3 separate regions of the Homo sapiens genome follow, and regions 2 and 3 are each linked to region 1. The links are chromatin loops, found by intact Hi-C in ENCODE. Cell type or tissue: OCI-LY7. All regions are shown on one strand. Each heading gives the region's core, and the rest is flanking DNA. Links, peaks and the distances in the headings are about the cores only. Region 1 has its middle 4.2 kb from the start of LINC01991. Region 2 overlaps LPP (LIM domain containing preferred translocation partner in lipoma). Region 3 holds the start of LOC124906315 (a long non-coding RNA gene).

Region 1 (8,344 bases), core at 2,139-7,138:
GTGGAATAGAACACACTTACGTGACTTTCAGAATACAGAATCTAATAAAAAGTGACAAGATACAAGTTGTCTATAGACATTCATTCAACAAGTTGGAGTTGATGTTTAGAGTGAGAGAGGAGCTTTGGAGCTTTAATTACACACACACACAAACACACACACACACACACACACACACAAACACACACACACACACACACACACAGAGGCCAGGACTTAATATTGTCAGCCTCTAGTAGACAGATGTGGGTATTCATTTCCATACTCACATATCTCTAAATAAAGAGGTGGGCTCTGAAGAGCTGCAGGGCACTGACACCATCACTGTGCTCCTCGGCATGCTCCTGAAAAGAGAAAACTGTCTTCATTTTCTCTCTCTCTCTCTGTTTTTTTTTTTTTTTTTTTTTTTTTTTTTTTGAGACGGAGTCTTGCTCTGTAACTCCCGGGCTAGAGTGCAGTAGCACGATCTTGGCTCACCACAACCTCTGCCTCCCCGGTACCAGCGATTCTCCTGCCTCAGCCTCCTGAATAGCTGGGATTACAGGCACCTGCCACCATGCCTGGCTAATTTTTGTATTTTTAGTAGAGACAGGGTTTCACCATCTTGACCAGGCTGGTCTCGAACTCCTGACCTCGTGATCCATCAGCCTCAGCCTCCCTAATTGCTGGGATTACAGGCGTGAGCCACCATGCCCGGCCCATTTTTTCTTGATTTGTAGCACCCTTTTTCTTCCTGGGGCTACAAAGGGGTTTCAGTTTGGAGCCAAAGTGCATCAGACACAAGCATTAGTGTGTGAACTGAGACTAGAGTCCAGATTTCCACAGCACTGGACTGCCACTTTCTGGGAGCCAAAGCCCTGGCAGTCTTCCTGTTTGTTGTACAAGAGCCTAAGAATGCTCAGACTCTGTAACCTTCAGAGACAAATGAGAAAACATTTCCATGTTATTTGATAAGTTCCCATCCCTGAGAGCTTGACAGCCTGACAGAATGTCACTGTGCTGTAGGAACAAGTGTCCTGAAGTTGGAGCATAGCATTTTGATTTCTAGCTTTGGTTCTGCCATAGGCTGTGTGACCTTGGACGTGGTCATGTCCACAATCTGAGGCCCTGTTTCCCCATATCTAAAGCAAGGTGGGTGGTACGTGATTTTTGAGTCTTGGTAGCCTTGACATGCTATGCTCCTAGGACATGAAGCTCTCCCAGAAGGACACTGGGTGGCATTTAACCTGGCCTTGACCTACCAGTCGCCTATGTTTATTGTCTGGAAGAGCCTTCTCTCTTTCTTGCTGGTGTTCTGTCACCTAAAACCAAACTACAAACAAGTTTTCTCCACAACACTTTCAGTACCAGCATTTCATAGATAATTTCTAGATAGTTTCAAGATTTTCTGTTGAGAAAGGCCCAGTGGCTCTAAACTGATGTCAAATTATATTTGATGCATAATACAGGCAGTGTAGTGTTCAATCAGTACAGGCTAAGGGAAAGGTGATGAACAGCATGATCAAGAGTAGCTGGGGTGGAGATGGGCAGATGGATTGATTTGGTCCAAACAGCCAATCATTAGAGCTTTCTCTTTTATCTCTACTATCCAATACTCTCCTTCCAAGTTTCTAGCTAAGAACAAACTTGCCTGACAGATAAGTTTGCTTGTGAAGATTAATGTTTTTCTTTTCAAGATATTCACAATGATGTGTGCAAATGTATGTGTGCATATAGCTTATATTCAATACTTTTTTTTTTTTTTAGATGGAGTCTCACTCTGTTGCCCAGGCTGCAGTGCAGTAGCATGATCTCAGCTTACTGCAACCTCCATCCCCTGGGTTCAAGCAATTCTCCTGCCACAGCCTCCTGAGTAGCTGGGATTACAGGTGTGTGCCATCACACCTGGCTAATTATTTGATTTTTTTTAACATCACCTGATTTTGATTACATCTATGATTCCTGCAATTGGTCCAGAGCAGGGAAGGAAAGTGACAAAAACCTTAATACTTAAGAAAGCCTTTTATAGAGGGCTTTTCTGATCTCTCCTCTACTGAAGACTTTTAGAAAATAAGAAAGTAGACATCATCCTCCCAACTTAAATCAAGGCAACCCCAATTCATGTCACTTCCTTGGATGCTCATGATAACTCTGTGAGGTCGGTAGGCCTGGATGAGGAAACAGAGACTCTGAAAGTCACCCAGCTAGCAGGTTGCAGCAGTAGACTCCAACTGCTACCTTAAAAAAAAATATGTAGTTGTGTAAGTCTCAGGAGAGCATGCGCAGTATTAATAGAATTTTGTAGATGAGGAAACAAATCTCCAAAGTGTTCCCTGGTTTGTGCTTTGGCCTGGCTGTGCTGTTGATTGGACAGATTCCCATCACACTGTGGTGCTTCTTTCTGTTCCATTATGAACGTTACCACTCTGGTGAGACAGTTTTACTCACGGCTCACACATCTGTCATTCTCTGTCCCTTTGAAAACCCATTTCATGGTCCAGTAGAGCAGAGTTTCATCCAATAGCACTATTGACTTGGTGGCTTCAAAGTGCAGTGCCCACCCCTGGCTGAGCTTGGGGCAGTAATGTTTAACAGTCTGGTAGTTAAATTAGAAGCAATAATAACACAATAGTCAGGTTTGGTTCTAACACACGAATGAGTCCCAACCCTCTAGCTGTAACTGAAATAAGTAGAAGGGGAGGAATGGATTTGGGATTCTTCTGTAGGATTCCTGATCTGTTCTTCTATGGCCAGACAGAGCAAGAAAACCCATGGGACCACAACACAACCCCATGATTGGAAAAACTTGTGTTTTACAGACCACCTCTCAAGACTCAATGCTGACAGGCTGGAAATAAACTAGAATAATTAATTCTAAAATAGTCACGAAGACAAATCTTCCCTCCAATTCAGTCCAAAGGTCTGGATTGGCTTAATGTCTAGAGTGTGTGCTATTTGACTATTTCTACTAAACATTAATTAAATAATCCATCTAGCTCTGGCCCCCAGAGCTCCAGGGTCCCCAGAAGTGGAATATCCTAACTGGTATCTGTCCCTTTCCAAGTTAGCCCTTGTATGAGTGCCCCGCTGAGATGAGGTAGTGGGCTTTCAGCATTCAGTACCCTCCGATGCTCCAACCAGAGCAGCTTGGTTTGCGGTTCACCTCAGGACAATGCAAACTGAGCTATGCATTTACTGTAATTCTAATCAGATGATTCTATAATTGGAAGAACACCAGTGGCATTCTGTCTTTGGAGTCTTTTCCATTAAGCAATTGAACAAGGGCCAGGGGACCTTTACTTGTCCCAAACGCAGATCGTGATAGAGACTCTGAGATCTGGATACTATGTTCCATTCTATAACAGGATCAAGTTCTTAATTTTTTCTTGGTAAGATCATAAAATGTGTGTAGCAGTCATTTCACCCGTACTTTCAATAAATTCTGACCAACTGCTCTCCTAACAATGAAAAACAAATGAAATGAGCAAAGTGTTTGTGTGTATTTGTGGTGGGGAGTGTGTGTATGTATGCTTGAATATAGTGACTGAATATTTTAGGTAAATATTTCCAAGTCTAGATTATAATCATATATGATAATTGTTGACTAAAGTAATAAGAAAAATAACCTGAATTTCTTAATCTCTCTAGATACCTCAATTAGAAACAGAAAGAAATATTATGGACAAATGCATTGGGGAACTAATTTGCAGTAGGAACTGTGCAAAGTATTGCGTTGCTTTCGGAAATATAGGAATGAATCAGACCTCGATCTTGACTTTGAAGAGCTCATAATTTAAAGAGGGAGATAAATCATGATCATAAAAATCATAATCTAAGATAGAAAGTGCAGGGCCTGTGGCACTGGGATTTAGAGGAAGGAAAGTTTACTCCCTCCTGGGAAGCTCTGGCTTGGCTTTTTGGAGGATACAGACTTTAAAGCATGGGAAGGATTTGGTCCAAGGACAAACAAGGGGAAGGAATAATTGCAGGAGCAAAGGCGAGATGTGAAGTGAGAATGTATAACTGGACAGTGTTGCCTTCACAGGCAGTTGGGGTAAATAAAGGACTCTACCAGTGACCTGAGGGATCTTGTTAAAATATAGATTCTGATGCAGTTGGTCTGGAGTGGAACCTGAAAATTTGCATTTCTAATAAACTCTCAGATGATGCTGATGCTGCTGGTTCTCAGCCCCCTCTAAGCAATAGGGAATCATTACAGGTCTTAGACAGTACAGAGTTCCTGTTATGACCTTCAACCTTGGAAATCCCTTTAAGGAGACATTTTGAGGTTGCGGACACCCACATGATGACGAGTACAACAGCATTTGCTTTTCCTTCTCCAGTTGTACTGATCAAAATAAAAACCCAGTTAGGGGTGAAAATGGACAAGGGGTGAAAAGGTTAACTAAAGACCTGGATTCTAGACACCAGATAATACACAAACCACAATGTAAATGCTGTTTTGGTTTCAGAAATGGTTTCTCCTCCTAAATTGTTAATTGAAGGGCAAAAGAGAGCTGATGAGTATCTATATATTTGAGAGTGATTTAGACCCTCTAGCTTGATTGTTAATATAATTTTATAATAAGATGATAATACTTCAGTAGTACCATGGGGAAAGAACAGGAATTAGAATCAAAAGATCTGACCTTACATTCTTTAACCTCTCTGGGCCTCAGATAAACTTTCTCATCTATAACACAGGAGAAAAATCCCTTCCCCAGCTACCTCTCAGTTCTTCATAAAAATCAAATAAGCTAATGGGTATGAAAGTGCTTTGCAGACTAAGAAGTGCCTTGCAGGTGTGATGGCTACCTTTTGTTATTATGGATGGAGGCATTAGTCTTTTCTCTGTTCCTGGGACTTGCTGGCAGAATGAGTTAGTGCAAACTCTGAGGAGAAACTGTGTCAGCCTCAGGGGCAAGGCCCCAGGTAATATGGCATGAGAGATCCTCCTGTAGAGTTTGCGTCTCCTGTCAAAGCAGGATGCACCTGCTGCCTGTAGATCAGACATACACTTGCATCTGGTTGCGCAGCTTCCTGTGATCTCTGGGGAAATGTTATCAGCAGCAATATTGCCATACAGGGCATCCCCTGGGAGTGACTTTGGGGGCAAGACTTATGTCTCATGTTCTCTGCTACCCACTGAAGGCTATTCTGGCCAAGCCCCCAGAGCAGGTAACAGTGGCAGGTAAGAATATTTGTTAGGTAAGAGGAAAGTCCAGAGCATGAAGGCTCCAAGGTCTAAGAAAAAAATTAGCAAGACACCAAGAAGCATTTTTTTAGCAGGAAAATAGGTGGCATTCAGAGAGTGAATAGGGGGACAAGAAGATAACTCCTGAGAGCCAAACCTACAAAGTCAATACCTGGACCAGAAAGCTCACTTTTCAGGAGAACTCTACTGCATTTTACATGTAATAGAACTGAGTGTCACTTAAGGTAACAGGCATTAGAAATCACCATGGAGGTCAGGTTCAATCCCTGAATTGCCTGTGAGGAAACAGGCATTTGGTAAAAAGGGGCTTGCCCTGAGTTAATAGAAGATCCCGGGATAAATCTCAGATCTCTTGATTATCTTTCTCTTGCTGTTTGAGAAGGGCCATCCTTTTTGGCCCTCCTGGCCTAAGTTTCTTCATTTCAAAAATGATGGGAAAGATCACTGTTTCCCTTGTGTGCTCTTCCAGCTCCAATATTCCATGGGTCCCAGAGACCCAGGCTTCAGTCCAGGCCTAGAGCATCTCCCCATTCAGGCCGTGTTCACAGGAATCATAGCCTCTCCCTTTATTCTCCCCTGGGGAATCTGCAGTAATGCTTAATCCCCGCTCCCAGACTCACTTTCGCAAGGGGAAATCAATAGATTCTTCAAGTAGTTGGACCACAGAATGATGCCTGGGTCTATTTTGTCAACCAGGTGGCTCTGGTGAAGGAAGTTGTGTGAGTCATTGTCGGCCAGAAATGTAAATCTGGACTGAGGCTTCCCTTGCAGTGAAATTTGGGTCTTTAGTAACAGTGACCTTCTGTACAGCACGTTACAGTTACAAAACACTTTACATACTTCATTTGTTTATCACAACTATTCAGAGACTTAGTGTTATTGTTATGCCCATTTTACAGAGGAGGAAAATAGACATGGGCACTATGGCAATTTGCCCAAGGTGACAGGAAGTGTGAGTGGCAGAGCTGGGACTGACTTAGTGAAGTCTTTGGACCTTATAATCCGTGACCTGCATACCACATCTCTTTGTATCAGGGTTCCTATTGCCTACTCAGCCTCAGTGGATAGAAACAAAAGCAAAGAAGGTCAACCTGCTTGGGGTCATTTACATGGACATGCATTTCTGGAGAAGGGATAATTGCAGCATCATTGTGGATATTACAGTCATGGAGACAGGCCTGGGAATAGGCAGATATATGGGACTGACAGCCTCTGTCCACTGCTGTCCACCACCCACTGACTCTTTCACCTTCTGTTTCTCAGACTAAAACTCACCCTTCCTGATTTAAAAACCAGGGCTTTTCTTCCCATTGTGTAAAATATGAAGCATAATCCAAACATGTAAAAAAGGATGACAAGTACTGTAACAAACATCCATCGTAGTGAAGTTTCACGCTGTTAGCTAAATATTTCCAGTTCTTTCCATTTCTGGGAACATGGTAGAATTGCACTCCTGGCCCTTGAGCAAGGTAAATCCAGGTGCTAGTCTGGGCCACTTAGCTGTGAAAGGAGACAGCGTGTGTCACTTCCAATCTGGAGCATGTAATTGCTCTCTCTTTCCTTCTGGTGCAGCTGCCAGCAAGGAGGTGGTGACTGCTCTGTCAGCCTTGGTCCCTGAGTGGCAACAACAAGCAGCACCTTCTGCCAACCTACAATGTATGAAATAAAAAAAGAAATCTTTGCTCTTTTAAGCCATTGAGATTTGGGGTTTCTGTTATTGCAGCAAAACCTAACTTATACTGACCCTTACATTCACATTCCCACCACCATGATTTTTTGAGAATGTTAACATTTCCTTATACCTGGTTCAGCTTTTTAAAGAAGCGAAATCCAAAAATAACTGTATCCTTTGTCGCTTGCCTCCTTCCAGCCCTTTTCCTTCCTCCCCAGAATAGCTACCGTCTCAAAGATGTATGCGTCTGTCCTGTCCATGTTTGGTAGATTTACTCCGTAAGTATGTGTACAACACAATATATAGTATTACTTCATGTTACTAAAATTTGCATGAATAATATTGATTATTCTAAAAATTGCTTTTGTATTCAACATTATTATTTTAGATGTATCAATATTGATACGTTAGTTTCAGTTCACTCACTTTAAATTTGATATAATATCCCTTCATATGAATGTATCACAATTTATAAAGCCTTTTCCTACTAATGAACTTTTAAATTACTTTTTTCTTTTAAAAACAATTCTCTTAAATACAAGGCTTTTTATGTAGGTATGCAAGAGCTTCTCTTGGTTGTATGCAAGAGCTTCTCTTGGTTGTATACCAAGAGTGGAATTGCTAAGATATAAGGTCTACTAAACCTCAAATTTGATAGATATTGCCAAATTTCTATCCAAAATGGCTTTTTTTCATTTACAGTCCTATCATCAGTGTCTACATGTTTTGTCATTGCTTTATCATGTCAAACATTTCATGTTGTCCGACTTTTAAAATTTTAGCCAATCTGATGGGTCTGAAATGGCATCTCCTAATTTTTTATTTTGCATTTCTTTGAGTATCAGTGAAGTTAAGCATCTTTCCATTTCTTTTAGGATTATTTCCTTTTCAGAGTTTTCCTTGTTGATATAGACTGATCATTTATTTCTATGTTTTTTTCTCCTTATGGATGTGTAGAATTTTCTTCCTCCTGTGTTCTGGGTACTAATCCAGTTACATAAATTGTAAGTGCATTTTCTGCATCTGTGACTTGCTTTTAATTTTGTTCTTTGCCCAGTTATCCTTCTCTCGCAAGCCATTGGCTGCCTGCTTGTGCACACACTTGATTTTTCAGATCATAGCAACTACATGGTAAAAATGGCTTGGAGGCGTGTTTTGAAAAACCTAGGTGAATAAATGTTGCTTGCTCTAAATATCTGTAGTAGGATATGGAATGTGTTTTTACAAGATAATCGGTGAAGGACCTGTTTTGCTTACTCAAGGATCTCATTTGCTAACACGATTGTGTGGTGAAAGCAAAAGAACCAGGTGTAAGTGGAAAAAACCTTAGTCATTAAGAGTTGTTTGGGCTGCTCAATGGTGAGTATCAGGGGTGACTGGTTTCCCCCTGCCATGATGAATCCTGGCATGATTTGCCTGGCTGTTTTGACATTTTGTAGACCTAGCATATGTGGGAGGGCACTTGAAAGACGTCTCAT
Region 2 (8,344 bases), core at 1,280-6,279, 770 kb before region 1:
GACTCAGACACAGGCCAGTTTTGCTGCCTCTCATTATTTTTTCTATTCTTGGGATACAGTGGGGACACTAGCCTTGAGGGTAACCAGTCTGGCACCTTTAAATCACAAGTACAGAAAAAAGTGAAGAACAAAACATAAAAATAGCCCCACACATCAGTAGGACAGAAAAGGTACCTGAATCTTCCCTTTTCACATGAACAAACATTTACAAACTGTGTCCTTTAGGGAGAGATTCAGAATGGAGAGAAAGTTACTCAAGCATAGTGTATGCTTGCCTCTAGAGGCACTTACCCCACACATTATTAAAAGCACACCACAATCTTAAGGCCCATCTTTTAGACAAGTATCTCAGCACTTTTAAACAAGAGAAACCAGGAGAATAGTACCAAACTTCAAGGCATCAGAGCATGAAGGAAACACAGCTGATTAGCTCAGACCCAGGGCTGGTGTGAAGAGCTTGCTGCCAATGCTGAGCAGTCAGTCAATCAAAAGATCCGATGACAGAGGGCCGGCAGCCGATGGGGAACTTTGTCAGTGAATTAAGATTTCCAAACAAAACCAAAAATGGTGTTTATATATTATTACTTATTTTATATATTGCTTTGTACTGACTCTAGATTCAGCCAACAATTCTTCTTATCCTTCACCTCTGCTCTCCCATCTATAGCAACCTCAGCAATGTGTCAGAAATGCCTGCTTTCCACCACATGCCTACTACCTAATCACCCTTCCTTTCAAAGGCTATTGCAATGGCTTCCTGATTGTTCTGATATCTCTGATTTACCTCCTCTTACCAACAGAAAGACTTTACAGAAGTCTTAATAATGGAGCTAATCTGAAGAGTTAGAATTTTAACAAGTCATTTTTGGGGATGGCATGGGTGAATAGTGGCATTCCAGGGAAATCTACAGGTTGAACAAGAGAAGTGGCATAGCGTGATATGGGTTTTCTTTTCTTTGTTTTTTTTTTTTTTTTTTTTTTTTTTTTTTTTTTTTTTTTTTTTTTTTTTTTTTTTGTGACAGGATCTCACTCTGTTGCCCAGGCTGGAGGGCAGTAGTGCGATCATGGTTCACTACACCCTTGAACTCCTGGGCTCAAGTGATCCTCCTCCCTCAGCCCTTGCCACCAGTAGCTGGGACTATAGGCACACGCCACCAAGCCCAGCTAATTTTTAATATTTTCCTGTACAGATAGGGTCTTGCTGTGCTTCCCAGGCTGGTCTCAAGCTCCTGGGATCATGCAACCCTCCAACCTTGGCCTCCTGAGGTGCCGGGATTATAGTCATGAACCACTGCACCAGGCTGGGTTGTCATATTTATTTTCTCTTTTGGTAATATGAATTTGTTTCTTTCATGATGGCAAAATAAACTTTTTATTTAAAATGTTTTTCCTGTGATCACCACACAACTGATAAAAATAAGCCACAGACCCTCTTTTGCAAGCAGTGCTTGTTTTGAGGCAGGACCAAAGCTGTCCACAGCCATTTTGGGAGTTGATGCATGGTGACTGAGCATGACATACTCCCAAACTTTCCCATTATTCACCATCAAATGTAAAGTATTAAATATGTGCAGATGTAAAGCCAGGTCACATTTTTCTTTATGTCTTCCTTGCTACTTGAATTATAATAGACATTTTAAGCACAAGCAAAATTAATATTGTACCTTTAAATATGATAATGAACTGAAGCTCTATATGCCAATTGTATGATATATCAGCATTCCCATTAAGCACATTCTTCGATATATTCTGCAAAAAGTCTTGGTTCTAAAAGTTGAATCAATAAGATTATATAAGGGTAGTGAAATGATGGCAACATATTCCTAGAAACAAAACCTGCTCCAGTTTATCCTACATATGGCTACTGAAGTTATTTTCCTGAAGCACAGTTTCCATTAAGCTGATTTAAAAATTATCTTCCACTGAAGGCCCAAAAAGATAACAGAATGAGTTTGCATTCTTTATATGACAGGCCCATATGATGTTAACTGAAGGCTCTAGGATGGTGGCATTTTCTTATCACCAAAGCTTTTATTTCATGGACTCTGTAGTATTGATGCATGTAATAATAGACAACTTGTTTCTTAAACTGCTTATACTCTAGGACAGTGACTCTCAATCTTGCCTGTATATTGCAATCATCTGGGAAACTTAAAAAAAAAAATATTGATCCCTGGTTCCCAACTCCAAAGATTCTGATTTCATTGGTCTGGAGGTGGGATATTACAGGAGAGAAACTTTTAAAACTCTCCAGGTGATTCTATGTTGAGTCAAGTCAAACTCAGTGTTCTGGGGGTGCCTATTTCTGTCCTGCTTGTCAGAAGAAAAGCTGACAAGTATCGCCCAAACAGGTTTCGTCCGCATGCAAAACAGTTTGGGGACAGACTGCTCAACCACGAGTTGGCTGAAAAAAAGAAATTCCTAACGCATCATAATACATGTTGTTTTTCACCAGAGAGAGTATTCTCCCTAATGCTATCTTTATATTTTAGTTTGAAAAGTTTGCAATGGCTTTCCATCCATTGAAAATATACATGAGCAGAATCAGCTAAATTTTCTCATAAAATATTTTGGTAGCATTGAGCCAGAGAAAGTGGTTTACTTATATTAATTGGAAGCACTGCGATAGAACAGGCTTCTTTTGGGTTGCCGATGAATTTATCATATGGCTCTTCTGTAGCCTTAGACAATATAGAATCCACAAAGAATGTCAACTGTTAGCCATGTAAAGTAAGATATCACATATCACATCATACATCAAACTGAGTTCTCACTATTTTCTTGGGACTCTGTCTTTACATAATGTAGCAATATGCAATCTCCTATGGTTATTGCCATTTAGCTCTGTGAATACAAGAGTTTTTATCATATCTTAAAAGCTGGACTGTAGGACACATGTAGTTCTGTCACTGTGCTTGTGTATATCTGATTCTATAGAGAGGCTTGAAGGTTCAACAGGTACGTGGCTAGTGGGGGAAAGGTGGCTCCAATGTCTGTTTCCCTCTCTCTTGTTTTTCCCTCTACAAATACATATACACACTCACACACACCCACACTCAAACACTCGCAACAAGAAAAGGATCAATGACTGCCACTAGGATGAGTGGTAGACACAAAACAGTTTCGGAGACAGTCACATTAAGAAACATTTTAACATCTTAGTCCAAAAAGAGAAATTAAGGTAAAGTAAAAAAAAACAAAAAACAAAACACACACACACACACACACACACACACACACACACGCACACAACAAGCCAAAACCCCAAGGTTGTCAGGGAGAGGAGTTCAGGAATGAGTGGATAAAGGCCTGGGCAGCAAACCAGATGAGATGAAGTGAAGGCTGAGTGATCTCCTGGCAAGGGGAAGTTGTTATAAAGTCTAACCACGATGTGATTCATTTATAGACAGAGATTTGCTTAGCTTAGACCTTCAGGTGAGGTGGTAAATTAGGAGGGGGAGTCCCACAGAAGGTTGCAAAAGCAAGCATGTTTCGCTGATGTAAATATATGTATTGTGAAGGAAACTAACAAAAAATAGAAAATTATTGTGCATTTTTATCTGTGCTCAGCACTGTCCTAAGCATTTCACATACATTTTTTCATTTAGTCCTACCAACCAATTATTCTCCTTTTTAGATAAGAAACCTGATGTTCCATCACCTGGCCAAAGTCTCAAAGGCAGAATGTAGTGTGGCTGAGACTGGAACCAGGTCTGACTTGTAAAGCCCATTTTCTCAATCAGCACATGTTTCTATGTATACAATTCAATCATAACTCTGACCTATATCAGTATTGTTTAGGAGCAGAACCCATTAACACCTGCAGGGAAAGAGGAAGGGCCAGTCCAGCATCACTTCTCCATCCCCACAAGCCTCAGGGGATCTTAGTGAAAGTCATGATCTACCACAGGTGGCGAATCAGGACAGGTGATGGTCCTCCACTGCAGCTCTTGGGTGTTGACCCTTCAACTCTAGCTTTCCATCAGGAATGTGAGTTTGAGAACCACTGCTGTAACAAGGACTGTATGCTTCTGTGTTCCACCAAGAGTAGTTTGTCCCGGGGTATTGGAATGCAGTGATGGCTAGTGCCAAATCTCCCAGGAGATATATTCTAGGAAACTGGAACTTTAATATGAGGCGGAGAGGGGCAGAAAGTTGGGCAACATATACCCTATTCCCAACCTTGATGAAACTAATAGCATCTATACACATAGTAGTCATGACAGTAACTTTTTGATAACAACTTCCACTCTCAGGAAAAGTAGCAAAAACAAAACAAAAATACCATCACCACCACCACAACAAACAAAACAAAAAACAACCCTGTTTTGCATTTTCGAGTATAATACATGGTTATCTTTTGAACAGTTAGATGTAACATGGTGTAAAGAAAATCAGATATGCAATTCTTGCCTTTGTTACTAGCTATTGGCAGCCTAGACAAGTTTCCTAAATTTTCTGAGCCCGAATTTCCTTGTCTTCAAAACAAGCAGCTGAGTAGACGCACTCACTAGATAAGTGGTCTTAGTTGAGTCACTTATCCAGCCATTCTGTCAATCCCTCAACAAATGCACTTGGTGAGTTTCTATTTGCTGTCAAGCACTGCAGTAACCTTTTCTAGGCTTCTCTAAGAGGGAGATGATCATAACTGCCTTAAATACTTGGCTATGAAATTCGGAGGAGGTAACATCTAGAAGGTGTCCAGCATGAGACCTACTTCTTTCTCCTTTAAACTATAGGAAGTATATAGTTCAACTTCAAAATAAAGAGCTCATAACAACTAGAACAGAAAGGCACATGCTTTGGACTGTTCTCTAAAGATGACAGTCAATGAGTGGAAAATAGAGGTCCCTATGTCTCTGAGGCAGTTGGTTAAGATTTATATTTATCAATATTTTACTGATGGAATTTTTCGGTAGAAATTTCAATCCTAATCCTAATCCTACAAAAATTTGTAGACCCCGGGGTGATGATAATAGTCAATATTTATTCAGCGCTTTTTATGGACCAGGTGTTAAGTATTTAATTGTATTATCTCATGTAGTCACCCCAACAACTCTATGATGTAGGTTCTATCATTATCTCCATAACAGTTGATGAAAAGGCAGCATAAAGAGATTATGTGCCTTGCCCACAACCACAGAGTTAAATATTGAAGCTGGAATTGGGGCTTAGGCAGTCTGACTTTACATCTGTCCACTTAACCAGTTTTCTAAACTGACTTACTACTTTAAAAGTCCACAATTCCTAAAATTATCTGGCCAGGCAGGAAACTTGATTAAATCACAGAACATTCCTGACAGAAACAGTAGTATTTCTTTTGGCCAAAGCAAGATTTCTCTTTAAGTTAATTTTTACACATGGACATTTTCACATTCTCCGTCTTAATTTTTTAACCAGTCTTCTATATTTAGAATTCATTTCATGATTGATCTGCTAACAGAAAAATCAATATTTACTAGTACAGTTAGAACCGCTATTGCAACAATTATTTTTGCCTTATGGTTTGAATCTGCTCCGTGATCTCTCCCGTGGGAATCTGCATTTCCCTTAGGTCCACTCAAAGGGTAAATCTGCCCAGGTACTTTTAGCTTTTGTGGTAGGAAATCTCCAAATTTATTCTGGTTATTTGAGACCAAACCTGATAATAAGGGAACCCAAAGGGGTTTTTCTAAAGCTACTGTATTTCAGCAGCCAGCAACAGAATAATCTTCCCTCTGTGAAGTCATCAAGCATCCCTTATATTTGTCTAGTGCTTTATCTTATTTATCAATGCATTTGATCCCTCAATAATATTTGGAGGCAGCAAAGCAAGGGTTATAATCACTCTCATTTTAACGATGAAAATACTAAAACTTAAAAAGGCTTAGAGGCCTACAGAACTTAAGAGTTCAATGTGTGACTTAAGACCATGTAAAGTTAGATCAGATCCAACAAACAGAGCTCAGGCAGAAGACTATGTTGCAAATGAGGTGGAATCCATGTACATAACATGTAATAGTCATATTGACACCAAGACATAAATGGGAGCCACAGTTTGCAGATGGAGAACTATGACTCATTTTGTAAAGAACATTAGGTTTTCTCCAGTGTCCCTCTTACCTTCTTGTTTCACAAAAGAAGAAAGCAGACAAAAAAGAGTGTTAACCTGGACAAGATTCTCTGGATAGTAAACTTTTTTTTTTATTTTTTGAGATGGAGTCTCACTCGGTTGCCCAGGTTGGAGTGCAGTGGTGCGATCTTGGCTCACTGCAACCTCTGCCTCCCAGGTTCAAGCAATTCTCTGGCCCCAGCCTCCTGAGTAGCTGGGATTACAGGTGTGTGCCACCATGGCTGGCTAATTTTTTGATATTTGTAGTAGAGATGGGGTTTCACCATGTTGGCCAGGCTAGTCTCAAACTCCTGACATCAGGTGATCCACCCATCTCGGCCTCCCAAAGTGCTGGAATTACAAGTGTGAACCACCACACCTGGCTTGGATAGTAAACCAATATGCAAAGGAATGAGTATTTCTCCAATGATCATATTACCCTTTCCATTTTAGAAAAGATGTGTGCTATGATTTGAATTGGTTCCCTCCAAAATTCAGCAGTAGATATTGTGATTTTATTAAAAAGTGTTGATCAGGCCATACGGGCTTCTCTGTCATGAATGGGATAAAGCCCTTTGTGAAAGAGGCTTCATGCGGCATTCTGCTGGCTTGCTCTTCCACTGTCTGCCATGTGAGGAGGTAGCACAAAGCACCATCCTGGAAACAGAGAGTAGCCCTCACCAGAAAACCAAGCCTGCTGGTGCCTTGATCTTGGACTTACCAGCCTCTAGAACCGTGATAAAATAAATTTTCATTCTTTATAAATTACCCAGTCTCAGTTATTCTGCTATAGCAGCACAAAATGGATGAAAACAATATGTGACTAATAAAAGATTTTGTCCATACAGTACCTGCCTCCATGGGAGATACGAATTTAGAATATAGAACAAAAAGGGGAAAATAAAAATTATAATTAGCCTAAATTAAAATTGTGATATATAAAGACTGAAAATAAATTTGCAGATTCACATAAAACTTCATAATTTCTATATTCTCATATGAATCTTATAATAACTAAAAGCTAAATGAGACAATTATCATCTTCCCAACACATGAGTTAACATAGGAATGACCTTGTACATGACTTGAGAAGTAGGTAGCAGAGTTGCAACTCAGCCCAGTCCAGTGATCTTTGAGCTGGACCATACCATATTACCTGCATAAATGGAACTGGCCCCAAAGATGGTGCTATTCTCCCCTGACACTACTTCCTTAGGAAGCCAATTCATCTTACTCGGGATTCTGTTTTACCGTTTAGTAGCAAAGTATCCATAATACATTGTTAAGAGGATTTCAAGGGTCATAGGACGTGTAGAAAATTTAGAAAGTAGCCATTCCAAACTCTTCATTTACAGACTCTATAACAAAGGGTAAGAGAGAGGCAATTCATTGATTAAGATGTCATAGCAAGCTGTCAGGAGAGATGAGACCTGAGAGCCTTTGGGCTCTCAGTGTAGCACTCTCTCAAGATGCACAGAGCTATCTCCCAGGTGCCCTACCTCAAGTATCAGTTTCTTCCCACTAGTAGGCGCTGTTGCCTGATTGTGAGGAATTTCTCCTTCTACCTAACAGTAGATTTTCATTGTAATTAGGAGTATTGCGTGGGACACTAAGTCTACAACATGGCTTCTGTATGACTCCAGAACAAGGTGAACTCCATTACAATTGCAACCAGTAGAGTCATGCCATTTCTCTCTGAAACACTGTGGTGTTTTGGATTTGTACATCTCAATGTTCTGGAAACCAAAGGAATGGCAGTAGGACATGGGGTACTGAGTGGGTTCTGCAGAGCTGTGTTGAGGCAAAAAAAAGTCAAGGCTCTGGTCCCTGTTTGACCATAGCTGGTATAAAATGATTGCTTTATACGTTGGTATTATCTAGAACATTCATTTAACAGAAACTTTCCAGTTTGGCTTTGTTACTTCTTCGTCTTATTATTATTATTACTTTGAGACAGAGTTTTGCTCTTGTTGCCCAAGCTGGAGTGCAACGGCACAATCTTGGCTCACAGCAACCTCTGCCTCCCGGGTTCAAGTGATTCTCCTGCCTCAGCCTCCCGAGTAGCTGGGATTACAGGCGCACGTCACCATGCCCAGCTAATTTTTTGTATTTTTAGTAGAAACGGGGTTTCACTATGTTAGCCAGGCTGATCTCAAACTCCTGACCTTGTGATCCACCTGCCTCAGCCTCCCAAAGTGCTGGGATTACAGGTGTGAGCCGCTGTGCCCGGCCTGTTGTTTATTATTTTTTTTA
Region 3 (8,344 bases), core at 1,607-6,606, 79 kb after region 1:
TACCAATCACAGGAGGCCAGAAGTACTTTCCAGAAAAAGGTAACAGCACATGCAAAGGCCCCAAATTGTGAAAGGAATTGGTACGTTTGGTTAAGAAGTTCAGAGTGGCTGTGTGGGGTGGCAAAGCTGAGGATGAAGCTTGAGATCAGATTGTTAAGTGTTATGTTCCCCAGCCAAGGAATTTTGTCTCAAGTTTATGGGCAATAGATCATCAATAGGGATTCCTAAGCAAAAGTGTGTCTTGGTTAGATTTGCTTTTTAGGAAGATAACCCAAGGAGACATGGAGGACAGAGAGCAGATGTTGCCGTGGTCCTGCTGAAAACTAATGAGGGCTTGAGCCAAAGCATTGTGGATGGAGGGGAGGGGTGGATGAGGCCTATTAATTTCTGAAGTTAAACTCCTAGGGTTTGTTGACTGACATGCGGAGGGTAAAGGAAAGGAAGTGTCTAAGGAAGACTCTGTGATTTCTAGCTTTAGAAGTAGAGTGGAAAAATATGCTGTTAACCAAGGCTGAACACAAAGGACACAGAGCACATTTGGTGAATCTATAGGAGAGGGCTCTTTGGAGCACAGTATTTTAAGTTTCTGTAAAAAACACCCCACTAGAGATGTGAATAGGCTTTTGGGAAGACAGAGATGGTTTTTGCGGGAGAAGTAGGGACTAGAGTCATCAGGGTATAATGGTACTTAAAGCTCTAGAACCAAATGAGTGTTCCCAGGGAACTTTGGGTGGTGGGGTCAGGGGGAATAGATAGGCTCAAGGTGAAATCTTGAAGCATCCCAACATTAAAGTGTGGGCAGCATAGAAGAGACTGTGGAGAACCAGGAGAGAATTTCAAGACTGATGAAGAGTTGGTTTTTAGTGCAAATACCACTTTGGGAATGAGGAGGATGAAGACTGCAAAGAAATCATTTGATTTGACAATGAGGAGGTCACCAGGGACCTCATCAAGAGGGTTTTCAGTGGTGTGAGTATGTGTGTGGTTGTTTATAAGCCAGGTTGTAGTGGGTGGGGTGTAGGCAAGGAGTGAGATCATGAAGATGGCAATACATACTCAATAAATTTAGCTGTGAAGAGGAGACAGCTTTATCAATTACTGGATGAAAAAAATGGTTTTAAGAATTTAGAGAGATTCAAGGACACTGATAGGCTGAAAGAAAGGAGTTCCAGAAACAGGAGAGACTGATAATCCAAGAGGTAAAGAGGATAACTGGTGAAGCAGGTCCTTGAAGAAGGCTGAAGAGAAAGGGACTAGTTCATAGGTGGTTGGACCAGCCATGGTGAGAAGAGATCCCTCCACCTCTCTTCTTACCATCAGGGAAGAGGAACAGAGAGGTTTGCTGGTGGTGTGTTTAGAAGAGGAGGAGCAGGAGAAACTCAGAGGAAATATAGTGATTGTTATGGACTGAACGCTCATGCTTCTCACCCACCACCAACTGTATATGTTGAAGCATATCCAAAGTGTGATGGTATTTGGAGGTGAGGCGTCTTGTAGATAATTAGAGTAGGAGGGTGGGACCTCATGAATAGCATCGGTGCCCTTATAAAAAGATCTCAGGGAGCTCTCTAGCACCTTTACTACCATGTGAGTGTAAAACAAGAAGTTGGCAGTCTGCAGCCTAGATGACGGCCCTCACCAGCACCCGACCATACTGGCACTCTGACCTTGGACTTCCAGCCTCCAGACTGTGAGAAATAGATTTTTCTTGTTTTTTGTTGCCATGCAGTCTACACCACTTTGTTGTAGAACTCAATCTGACAGTGAGATTCTAGTTGCATCCCATCATTGCATAGATGGGGAAATGGAGACTCAGAGAAGTGGAGCAATTTGTTCCAGTTTGTGATACAAGTAAATGGGGGAGCCACGGCTGTGAATGGCATCTCCTGACCCCCATGCCTGTGCTCTTTTCACTCCCCACCTGCTTCTCAGACTCTCATGGCCTGGGGAAGATCCTGAAACAAGGGAGGATGAGCAGTGATATCTAACAAATATGCCAAAAGCGAGGTGAACTGCTTTGAGATTTCACCTTGAGTCTATCTAACAAATGATATCTAACAAATGTACCTCCTCACAACCAGGCACAAGCTCCTCAGAGACAAGACCCTTCGGAATGTCTTCTGGGCTTGTCAAATAGGCTCAAATATACTTAATACTCTGTGAATCTCCTTTGAGGCACCTGGCCCTGCATTCTTCACAAATAACCACATAAAATAAGAACTCTAAGACCCTCATCTTTTTCTGGTGTCAGCTCTCACTTGCTTTCTCTCAGCTAGTTCTTTCCATACCATCCTCACTTGCTTCTTACACCTACATTCTATGGCTTCCAGCAGATGCCTGGAATTTTCTTGCCAGATTCTCCCTAAATGAAGATTCCTCTGGCTCACCTTCCTGTGGTCACCCTGAGTAAGGCTCTCTTGGCACTTTGCAGTCCCAGAGTCCCTCATGCAGGCAGGGATCCTCTAAGGGCAGGTTTTCACTGACATCACCCTAACTTCCTCAAGTGGAACTTGAACATATTAGTCATTTCATGCTAATGCCACAGTTTTTACTAATTTATATTTTTTTAAAATAGTTTTTTAAAATTTTTTAAAAAATTATTAATCCAGTAACTGTTGAGAGGATAGTGCCTGGTGGGGGAAGGAGCGATGAGTCAGACACAGTCTCTGTTTTCAAGGAGTTTTTGTCTAATATTAGGGAGCAAAACAGCAAATTAAACAGCAAGTGTGAAAGTGATTAGCAGGGTGCCCAGCTTAATAGGTGAGAAATTATTTTCATTTAAAAACTGATATACATAAATATCTGAGAAGGGATAAAGGTGGTTCTAAGAACAAGGAGATTCCTAGATTTAGTTAGAAGCACAAGGGAAGAAGTTGAATATGAACATGAAGCATGAGTCAGGTTTGAGCAGGCAAAGGTGGGATTGTTGGGGGGGTGGGCACATTTCAGATGAAGAGAGCTTGTCTAATATGCCACTGTGTTTACAGGTGAAGCCAGCTATTGAGAGAAAACCTGGAAGTTTAGTGTCTCTTGTCCCACAGCAATGGAGTACAAGAACTGAGACCCATGCCAAATGCTGTGATTCCCAGGGCTGGTGGCCATGTGCAGGACTAGTTCCCAAGGAGAAGGGCCAGAGGGCTTTGGGCGCTCCTCCCTGCCCCCATTCTGACTCATTGTGGGACCGAGCTGAGTTTAGCGCTTCATTTCCCTTCTTCAGGCCAGCGCGATTTGAATGCACCTGCCTCCCTTCTGTCCCCGCTGCCTGGTGAGGATGGCCGTTGTGAGGGGCAGGGAGTACTTCCTAATTGTGTTCCTGTGGTCTAGGTCCCACGTGAAGGCTCTTGGCGGTCTCACTCAAATGAGGTGGGGGCAGCCTGACCGCTCAGTCACACTTGGAGGATGGGTTGGCTAGTTCTTCTCACCCTCTGGTCTGGTTTTGAAGTTGCAAATTTCTTAAGTTGCTCTTAAGAAAGGTGTGGGCCAGGGCTGGCGGCGGTGAAGTGGAGTGGCGGCGGTGAAGTGGAGTCTTCAGAGAGCTGTCAGGTCTCAGCCACTGTGCTCCGTATCTTCCTCCTGTGCATCCTATTAGCTCCGGAGCTCCCAACCTTCTCCTTTCCACAAAATTAGACACATCTGAAATGCAGAGCAAATAGTCTCACAGGGGAAAAAACAAAAAAGATGAGGCAGTGGAGGAAGGGGGAGACAGTAAAAACTACAAAATATTTCCATGCACCTGGAAGGGTTAGTGTCCTTCCATGCAAAGTGAGTTTGTCTGGAAACTCCTGCTACACGGATTGAGGGTTCACCTTGTTTATCTGCCAGGACACAAGAGCTTGGCTTATCCATCCAGGGCATTGCTCCCACCAACCACACCTGCACAGTGGTGAAGAAACTACAGAACTCTGAGATGTATTATTATCACACCATCCTCAGGAACTGGGAGACAGTAGGGTCAATGTTCTATACAGCAATTAGAGGTGCTGACCTGTTTGAATTCTCTTGGTCTCCAGGGCAGAGGATGTTGGTGGTGATGATGATAATGCTATCAATAACTTTCTGTCATAGTGAGTCATACTGCTACAAAGGACTTTCACATTTATTGACTCATTTTATCTCAAAAGCGCAATGGAGACCCCATTCACCTTCAGAGTATCCCCAAAAGATAAGCCACCATGGCTAGTAAGTGGACTTCAGTATAGACTCATTATTTAGAGCGGAATATAGTGGAACTTTTGGGATTTGCATTGTGGTCTTGCCCTTACCAGCTGGGTGACCTTAGACAAACCACTTCACCCCGCTGAGCCTTAGCTTCTTCATATGTAAAAATGTGTTAATAATAACTGTCTCAGAGGGCTATTGTAGGGGTTTAAGTGACTTCATGTAAATAAAAAGGCCATTATAAACTCTAAAACATTATGCAAATATTAATTGCCTTCTATACAAGAATGGGCTATTTGCAAAAATGAATGTAAATATAGTTTGAGATGGCAGGTGTGACGTGCCTGAAAGAGCACTTTACTTGGGATCTGAAGATGTGTTTTCTATTTTGGCCTCTACATGTCAGGTGGCAGTGAGGAGTGTGGCTTTCAGACAGGCAAACACAACCATGCAAAAAAAAACGGTGGCCACCATCCGCCTGTCACCTTGTCACCTATGGTAGACTGAATGATGGTCCCAAAGATGCCCATGTCCTAATTCCTGGAACCTGGGACTATGTTCTCCTACATGTTAAAGGGACTTTGCAGATGTGATTAAGTTAGGGGTCATGAAGTGCAGAGATTATCCCATGTCATCCAGATGGGTCCATTGTAAGGTGTAGGAGGAGAGTTGTGTGACAATGGAAACAGAGATTATATGCATTGAAGATGGAGGAAGGGGCCACAAGTCAAAGAATATGAGAATCTCTGGAAGCTGAAAAAGGCAAGGAAATACATTCTCCCCTACAGCCTCCAGAAGGAACTCTCCCTGCTGGCAGCTTGATTTGAAAGCCCAGAGAAATTAATGTTGGATTTTTGGTTTCCAGAACTGTAAAAGGATAAATTTATGTCATTGTAAGCCACCAAGTTTGTGCTGGCTTTGTTACAATGGCAATAGGTAACTCGTGTATACCACCTCAAAATAATTCGGCTCCTATTTTCTTTCTCCCAACCTGAATCCAACTTCTGAATAGGCTAGTGGGCATTCCCAAGTTTTCCTCTACTTTTTTGGTGGGCCAGCCTGGAGCTGACCTTTCTAATTCTGCACAGCTTATGCATCACTGGGATTGATAAATGATAAACTAACTCATTGGTTCTGCACCCTAGATTGGCTGGAGCTCTTCCTAGGGGTACTCAGGCTCAGGAAATGCAGCCTTTGTGGCTTTGAGCAAGTCAGTTAAACTCATGGGCTCTCTATTTTTTCATCTGTCATTTGGGGATAAAATTTCTTTCTATGCCTACCTCACAGGGTGAAGACTTAAGAGAAATGATATCAATGAAAGCTCTCTGCCACTTGTAAAATGCTCTACAGGTATGAACCCTGTTATCATCATCATTAGCATTATTTTATTTTTAAAAGAGTAAAAACGTTATTAAATGAAATGAGTTATAAGTAAGAGTTTCTGTTTTTTTCTTTCTTTAACTTTTATTTTATGTTTGGGGGTGCATGTGAAGGTTTGCTACATAGGTAAACACTTGCCATGGGGGTTTATTGTAAATATTATTTCATCACCCAGTACCCAATAGTTATCTTTTCTTCTCTTTCTGCTCCCAGCCTCTCTTGGTATTATTTTTAAAATATCGAATTTTCCAGCTTAATCTCTTTCAAACTTAATATATATGTTGTGGCAATTGACAGACACTCTGATTCTAGACAAGGCTAAAATAATCCTAAGGAGAATATCCAGTTGAGCATTGGCTTTTAAATATCTGGATTATTCATAAGCTTGAACTTCCAGTATGGACCCCAAAATATAAAAAACAGATGCTGTGGGGCCATTAAATAATTGTTCAGTAATATCACCCATTTGGAGATGGTGAGGCTGGGCAAATTTCACTTGCCTTTCTCTTCGTGGAACTGAAAATGGAAAAGACACATGCTAATCAGAAACACGGTCATCTGAAAACAGGGGCTTTAAAAATATCTTTCGGCCACAAGATTGCCAAGAGCAGAGGAGCTGTGCATTACTGCAAAGCCCTGCTTGTTATATCTTGCCAGTGAATAATGAAGACTCCCACTAGTGACAGGCTCTTTCTCAAACACTAAAACCACAATTTACCTAAAGCTCGCCCTGGACCCTCAGAATCATTTATTTGCCACAACCTCACTAGTCTTCTCTGACTTGATGAGGATTACAAAAAACTCCAACAATCATCTGGTAAATTTGCTCAGAGGAGCAGAGAATATTAGAATGCAAGGGGAAGGCATTGGTGGAGGGGGCTAACATTCATCAACCACTTAAGTCAAGTTTCAAGACTCTACTTTTCCACACATACTATCTAATTTTACACTACTGTTCTATTTTTGTGGCTATTATCCCCATTTTACAGAAGAGGAATCTGGGGTTAGAGAGATTAGGTAACTTCAGAAGATCGTAGGAGAATGTGGTAAAGCTGGCTTTCCACACTGTGTCTAGTTCATCCCTTTACAAAAAAAGGAAAACGAGAGGAATTGATTGCCTCAGGATCATGCACTTACTTGGTGCCCCTTGAGTTCTAAAAGTCAGGCTCGCTGAATAATTTGTCTTGACCCCCCACTTTGAATCTACTCCCAAAGGGCTTTCCCCTGTTACTAGAGATGCCCCTGGCATGTGTCTCTGCTGCTGTAACCAGATTCAGCAGCAGAATGGAGAAAGGGGCATGTCCCAGTTGCTATTGAGGCATAACAAAGCAACCCAAGCTTAGTAGTTTAAACTGTGGGTTAGAAACTTAGGGGAGACTAGGCTGGGCATTTATGGCTCGGGAGCTCTCATGTGGTTGCAGACAGTGGCTGAAGCTGGAAGAGTTGGGGAGGAGGGTACTGGAGCAGTGGGAGGCAGGCCAGGCATCTTTCAGGGTCCCTCCACATAATCCTTCTTTATGGACCACTTTGGGTTTCCTCACAGCATGGCAGCCTCAGGGCAGTTGGACTGCTTCCTTGGCAGTTCAGTGGTCCACATGCTAGACCCTAGAGAACAAGGAGGCAATGGCATCATTTTCTTTATGACATACCTTCAGAGATCACACAACATCACTTACTCTATATTAGAATGATTGAAAGTGAGTCACAACCCCACCCAGATTCAGAGGAAGGAGACTTGACCTCACCTTTCGATGGGAGAAGGCCATGTAGTATGGCAGTCTGTCATGGCGAGAAAAGGCTGCAACAGTCGGAGCAAGATGAGGGATCTCAAACACTGAGAAGAGGGCCAGTTATTTGTGCACAAGAATATAAACACAGTCTCTTATTGACAGAGAAGCGCCTTTATGAAGAGAACCTGGAAGAACACTAGCAATACCCTATTACTTAGCAAAAGAGTGTATTAAGCTGACAGCGGGACAGGGGCATATTAGAGAAGGTCCCCAGATTATGTCTGGGAAGATCAATCAGTTTGGCAAAAAGCTCACAGAGCAGGGATTCCTGGAAGCTAGTAGAAAGAGTTCTATACAAATTGCCAGATTATATCTTACAGACTCAACCTTTTCTTTGAAAACATTAAAGAACTTAAGTTTTCTAAATCGCTTAGTTGCCTTAAAACATCCCTATGTTCCCCCCAACTTAGCCGAACGTTAATAGATTCTGGATATATATTAATGACCATTTCCATTCAATTATCCTTCGATAAAGCTATTTTAAAAAAATGAAAAGGAAATGCTATCTACCAGGTTGCTTTTTACTTTATTTGATGTATTTTTATTTCTTAAATGAGCATTTACCTTTACCAAGTTCTATTCTATGTTCTGGTATAAACAAACATGAGAGCACCCTGCCCTCCACAGGTGAGAGCCACCCACTCAATACAGAGGGGGCAGGGGGTACGGGGGGGGGAGCCATGTGTATCCCATGAATGAAATCCCAGGCCCACGTTTCTGAAGGTACCATGTGGAAGATAGTATTTAAATCCTGCTGTGTGTATGACTGATTTAAACCCCTGGTTCAAGTACATGGTTGTTAGTTGAGCGTTCTCCTCGGGTCATTCATTGTGTGAATTAAAAGAAACAAGGTATGTGAAGTACTTGGCACTTGGCATGTGGTGGGCATTCAGAAAAGTGGACTGCTTTTATTGGGTTGGGTTTTATTATAATTTAATATTAACATTGTGGTATGAAAAGTGACTTCCTGTTTACAAATCACTTTCTTATTTTTCATCTTATTTAATGATAGCAAT

What was found. Peaks named below come from ENCODE experiments on the same cell type or tissue, not always from the same donor. Only the 100,000 strongest peaks of a DNase experiment are listed, where the experiment ranks them.
Region 2: a loop joins it to region 1, with 9 times the contacts of the local background. A loop is called at or near these places in 3 of 110 quality-filtered maps.
Region 3: it touches region 1 in a loop (5-fold over the local background); 9 of 110 quality-filtered maps call a loop at or near these places.

What each region holds. Positions count from the first base shown.
Region 1 is chr3:187,976,414-187,984,757 of GRCh38, reverse strand. No RefSeq gene overlaps it. Among named protein-coding and RNA genes, the nearest start is that of LINC01991, 4.2 kb to the right of the region's middle. In OCI-LY7, for the core only: a CTCF peak has its summit at 2,590; DNase peaks (open chromatin) are centred at 2,457, 4,229, 5,017 and 5,917; H3K4me3 peaks cover 4,609 bases; H3K27ac peaks cover 5,000 bases.
Region 2 is chr3:188,748,481-188,756,824 of GRCh38, reverse strand. All of the region lies in intron 8 of LPP (LIM domain containing preferred translocation partner in lipoma), which reads right to left. Among named protein-coding and RNA genes, the nearest start is that of MIR28, 64 kb to the right of the region's middle. In OCI-LY7, for the core only: no CTCF peak of the experiment used is centred there; DNase peaks (open chromatin) are centred at 2,334, 3,394 and 3,854; H3K4me3 peaks cover 3,073 bases; H3K27ac peaks cover 3,732 bases.
Region 3 is chr3:187,897,244-187,905,587 of GRCh38, reverse strand. LOC124906315 (a long non-coding RNA gene) reads right to left here and starts at 7,965. Exons shown (of 3, transcript XR_007096212.1): 1 at 7,284-7,965; 2 at 3,734-7,143; 3 at 2,714-3,633. RefSeq lists enhancers at 3,242-3,291, 3,298-3,799. In OCI-LY7, for the core only: CTCF peaks have their summits at 4,396 and 4,619; DNase peaks (open chromatin) are centred at 3,307, 4,447, 5,327, 6,137 and 1 weaker place; H3K4me3 peaks cover 4,473 bases; H3K27ac peaks cover 5,000 bases.